Regions from separate parts of the Mus musculus genome. Here region 2 is linked to region 1. Evidence: chromatin loops called from intact Hi-C (ENCODE). Cell type or tissue: left cerebral cortex. All regions are shown on one strand.

Region 1 (2,500 bases):
AAAAAAAAAAAAAAAGAAAAAAGAAAAGAAAAGAAAAGAAAAAAAGAAAAAGAAAAAACACCACACACACAAAAAGCAAGCTCGTGATTTTACAAGATCGTCCTCCCACCTCGCTCCTTATAATCGCTGGAAGAGGGGATCCCGCCCCCCCACCCCCAATCCCAGGAGACCGGCACGGAACGCGTTACTCTAAGGCCGGCCAGTCCAACCCAGTGGAGCTGGGAGTTTACCGGTTACAGATAGCACGGTTCACCTCAGTGGCAGCACCTGCCTTCATCCTGCAGGCGGAGGTTTTCCCCATCCCACCCCCACCGCACCCCCCGGCTCTCCTTCTCCATCCTTCACACCCGTCCTCGTCAGGAAAAAGTAAGCCGAGCCTCTGGGGACCCCAAGGCTCCGGAGCCTGCGGGGTACCCCACCGGGTCGGCAATGTGTTGTGCGGCTGGGATCGTTTCTCAACAGATCGCCCCTTTCCTATCCCGCCCGCCGCCTGAGAGTCCCCACTGAGTAACACTCAGACCGGGCCCGCGGAAATCACAGCGGGGTGCACCGGGAAGCCGGGCAGGAGAGCTTACTCGCGGTCGACCCAAACAAAGTGGAAATGGGGCTTATAAAAAGATGGAGAAGTCCTGCTCCCTTCCCCTGGCTATCCCCCTCGCCCTCCCTACTTGTCCAATTCCAGCGTCTGGTCCCTCCCCCTTGCACCCCCCAAATAAAACACATTAAGGAAAACTCAAGACGGAAAGTTTGAGTGAGGCAGCGCACTGAGCGCGCCGGGCACCGACAGCCAAGGAGGCTCGGTCGCCAAGATCTAAGACGCGGCAGTGCAGGTCCCAGTCCCTGTCCCTGTCGCAGGGGAGCCGCCCGAATCCCTGGGAGACCAACCCCGAAAGTTAGCCAGGTTCCTCAGCAACCCGGCCACCCTCGCGCCCACCCCTCTTGTGTACGCACACGCATCCACACCCCTTTCTGGGCTCCGTACTTGCCGTGGAAATTCCTGGGGAGAACGATCGCACTTTTCAGGACACCAAGGTAAGAAGACGGAGAGTGTGGTGCATGAAAAGTCCCGGGTGCGCAGAGCCGGCGGGGGCAGCGGCGGCGGTGGTGGCGGCAGCGGCAGCAGCAGCAGCAGCAGGCGGCTGGCCCCGGGTTTGTGCTCGCGAGCTGCCTGGGATTGCATGTACAGATCAAGAGACTCTGTTGGTGTGAGAGAAGAGCAGTGCTGCCTCTCAGCGCTGGCTCTAATCAGTGAATGAGCCTCCACTCTCCCAGGGACTCGGAGGCGCACACACACGCGCGCGCGCACACACACACTCACACACACATGCACGCACACATTCTCTCACACTCACACACATACAGGCACTCTGAGCACTGAATACATTAGGGTACTAAGGGACTCTGGGAAATGGAGTCCAGACCCCGGGCACTCCGGGAGAGCAGCCCTGGCTGCCCTCACTAGAGGGCTGGATGGTCTTAGGTGGCCCGCCCAAGTGGAAACTAGAGAGGTCTTTTGCCTTTGTTTACATCTCTCCTCCTTTCCCTTCGGAGAAATCTGACTGACCGCGATTCTTTTTTGAACTAAAGTGACCAAGGGGAAATGGCTAAATCTTTTAAGCCTGACGTCAGGGCTGCTCGCTGACCACCAAACCTTGGCTCCAACATAAAACTCTACCCTTTCCCCCCCACCCCCCGCCCCCGAAAGATCCTACCTGCTGTGTAGTGCTTCGAATGTTTAGTGCTTTGAATATTACTTTGGGTCTTTGCCTATAAAAATAAAATTGTAAGTGAATATGAATAAAACTGACATTTAGACAGAGAGGAAAAGGGGCCTAGTTTAACACCCAGATTTGTGAATAAAAATTTCCCTGGTGTCACTGATGTTTATAATATAGTTCTTTCTCTTCAAATTGTTAATTCATGAGGTATAAAAAGATATATTGGGGAAATAGAGAATTAACATTATTGAGAACCTTCTAAGACCCAAGCTATGAGTCCAAATGTCATTCCACAATCTCATTTAGCCCTTTAATTCTGGAGATAATATTTCTAGTTTTTAAAAAGAAGAAACTGAGGCTGGGTTTTGTGACTTACTTCTAGGTACACAGCTAACAGGGAAGGCAGGTAGGCCCCGCTGAGAAGGCAAAGCCCAGCTGAAAGCTAATCCTGGCCTCTGAAGTAATTCCTTTGTTTTGTGGCTTGGTTTCTAAAAAGTCAGGTTTCTCATCTGGAAAAAATTTCTCTTCCCTAGGATACATGAGGATAATCCATCCTGCGAAGAACCTCCCAGGATTATAGTCTAAACCAGAATGAGACCAATATTCCATTCTGATGTGACTTTTTCGTCCCTTTTTCTCATGTTTAACATGTGCTTAAGTTTGTATAGAACTGGGCTCTGTGGTTGATGCCTGTAATCCCAGCACCCAGGAGGCAGATGCAGGAGGACTGCTGAAAGTCCCAGCACAGCCTGGTCTACACAGGGAGTTCTAGGCCAGCCAGG
Region 2 (2,500 bases), 180 kb after region 1:
AGCCTCCTTCTTTTGGGGTAGCTTCTTCTTGGGAGCCTTGCGTTCCGTGCGCCGCTGCTCTGCAGTGGTGTCTGCTGCTGTAATCAGCTTCTGCAGGTCTTGGCTGCGCTTCTCCCGCTCTTTTTTCCGGGCCTCAATCTTACGCAGCTCCTGTAGGAGGTACTCCTCCTCTGCCACCTGCAAAGCAAGAAATGCTTCCGTGTGTATGAGGGCTGTGTGGAAGCAAGTGGCTGGGGAGCTGACGGGACACTAGGTTATCTATAAGGGACCAGAGGTAAGGAGACTCCTGCAGAGAAGGGAGGAACAGGGACCATAAAAATGGGCTGGAGGTGAAGGGGCCTGGGGGGAGTGAGAGCTGAGCCGTGGAGGGTGGTGTAGAAGAGGTTATGACCTGCTCTGGGGTTCGGTTGTAAAGCCGCTCTAGCTGTTCCTTCCGCCGTCTCTCATGCCCAGCATCAAACACTGGTATCTTGAGATCTGTGCCTGGCACAGCCCTCACGTTGGCAAGCTTGGCACAAATGTGGTAGTACCTCTCTTTCAGGTCCTCCACAGAACGCTTCTGAGGATCAAGACACATGGAGAGGAACACTGAGGAGCATGGAAGAAATGGCAGAAGGATTGGGCACTCAGGCAAGTGCATAGCAGCTCACCTTGAACTGCTGGTGGTCATACCGATCGTGAATAACTACGAAGCGCAGATCAAATCGGCGGCTGAGGTCAAATAGGTGGTCAGTCTCTGCCTTAGTCCATGCGTCATCATGAAGGTAGAGTTGGTACTCCTGCTCTGAGTACACGGGCACCTGCACCGTCTACTGGCACAAAGACATGGGGACCGCATTCCTTTGTGTATGTCCAAGCAGGCTTGCCATGTTACCACAACCCTTCCTGTTTATTACCAACCCCATATCCCTACAGGAGCAGCCTGTAGGAAAGAAAGACCCTGTCTAATTAGTCAGAGGCCCCTCCCTATAAGGCTCTGGGTCAGTGGCCTACCTGATTCCCTCAGGACAACTTACCATCTTTTGGAATGGGTCACAAGCTCCTATCTGATTTGTAAGCACTTCTAGGCACCCAAGGGTCAATTCTAGAATGACAAACCCATCAGACAGGGGAAGGCCCAGAGCCTTGTCTGAAGCACTACTGCCACCCAGTGGTGACAGTGAAATGTGCCGTCTCAGAGTACTTCAATTGTTGGGCATCTCCAGGGAAACTTAGCGCCTATGCCCCTTCCTCTCCTGGCCCATATTCCTCCTGCCCGGGTGCCCTCTCAGAGTTACCAATCTCACCACAATTGAGTCACAGATCAGAAATCTAAGAAGGAGTTGGTTCTGGGCTAGAACAGGAAGTTTCTCATGAATTCAAAAGCTCTTGGACACTTCCACCAGATGTCACACATCCCCAACCTTAATATGCTCAACACTGCGTTCATCCCTCTTCTTCAAACATCCCCAATCCACACCTCAGCCACTGTCACCAAAGCCAGCATCAGAAACCCGTGTCTAAAGATGGTCTATGTTTCTGTTTTGTTGTCGACACAGCCTTGGTAAAGTGGCCTTGGCTGGTCAGCACTCTGTGCAAACCACACTGGCTCTACTTCACAGCAGTCCTCCTGCCTCAGTCTCCCAAACACTGGGATTACAAGCACACATCACCACACCTGACATTGGAAGCATCTTTCAATCCTTCTTTTTCCTTAATTTTGCCTCCAGAATCCCCATCTCTCAATGGCCACAAGCCATTCAGAGTAGCACAGCACTATCCTGTTGTACTCAGGCTGCCCTGCAGTCCATTTCCAATCAGCTCTCTGTCTGCAAACGTCTACACCATGCTCCCTCCGTACAGGGCAGACCTACAGTAAGAATGGAAACAAAGCACTTTTATGTCACAACTGTGTGTCCACTCATGAAATATAAACATGAACTTGTATTCTCTTAAAATCCTAATAATCTTTCTCAGTCAATGCTGGACTACAACAGAAAAGATCGTTCGCCTGTTCCTAAGAAAGATGCTGTTCTAGATCAACTTCTGAGATAAAGTGCCTTCTAGATAATTCCTAAGTTCAAGAGCAAGGCTTGGCCATTTCTTTCCCTCAAGTTTATTCTTAATTCCATATTCCTTCTACCAACTGAACATCCTCATCCTTTGACCACTCAGACATCCTTCTGGAAAATCTAGTTTCCCAGACTTGGCTACATTTACCTCCTAGTAATTTAATCCTGTGTGTGTGTTGAGGAAGATGTGACTATGGAGACCAGAAGGCACTGGATGTCCAGAAGAAGCTGGAGTTTGAGGTAGCTATGAGCTACCCATCTGGTTCCTGGGAACCAAGCCCCAGTCTGGAAGAGCAATAAGCACTCTTAATTACTGAGTCATCTGTTTAGCCCTGTGCTGGTTTTGTTTTTATTTAGTAGCCTAGGCTGGCCCTGACAGTATGTATCTGAAGATAATCCTGAACTCCTGATGCTCCTGACTCCACCTCCCAAATACTGGGACTACAAGT

What was found. Hi-C counts contacts between places; a loop is a spot of excess contacts. Peaks named below come from ENCODE experiments on the same cell type or tissue, not always from the same donor. Only the 100,000 strongest peaks of a DNase experiment are listed, where the experiment ranks them.
Region 2: a loop joins it to region 1, with 2.1 times the contacts of the local background. A loop is called at or near these places in 5 of 42 quality-filtered maps.

The regions. Positions count from the first base shown.
Region 1 is chr4:117,495,697-117,498,196 of GRCm38, forward strand. Rnf220 (ring finger protein 220) reads right to left here and starts at 1,356. Exons shown (of 15, transcript NM_025739.3): 1 at 987-1,356. It overlaps Gm12827 (a long non-coding RNA gene), which reads left to right and starts at 41. Exons shown (of 5, transcript XR_868034.2): 1 at 41-1,032. In left cerebral cortex, a CTCF peak has its summit at 1,236; a DNase peak (open chromatin) is centred at 1,257; H3K4me3 peaks cover 1,354 bases.
Region 2 is chr4:117,675,959-117,678,458 of GRCm38, forward strand. It overlaps Dmap1 (DNA methyltransferase 1-associated protein 1), which reads right to left. Exons shown (of 11, transcript NM_023178.2): 5 at 651-809; 6 at 392-559; 7 at 1-177. Among named protein-coding and RNA genes, the nearest start is that of Dmap1, 5.0 kb to the right of the region's middle. In left cerebral cortex, a CTCF peak has its summit at 1,151 (motif pointing left); a DNase peak (open chromatin) is centred at 1,154.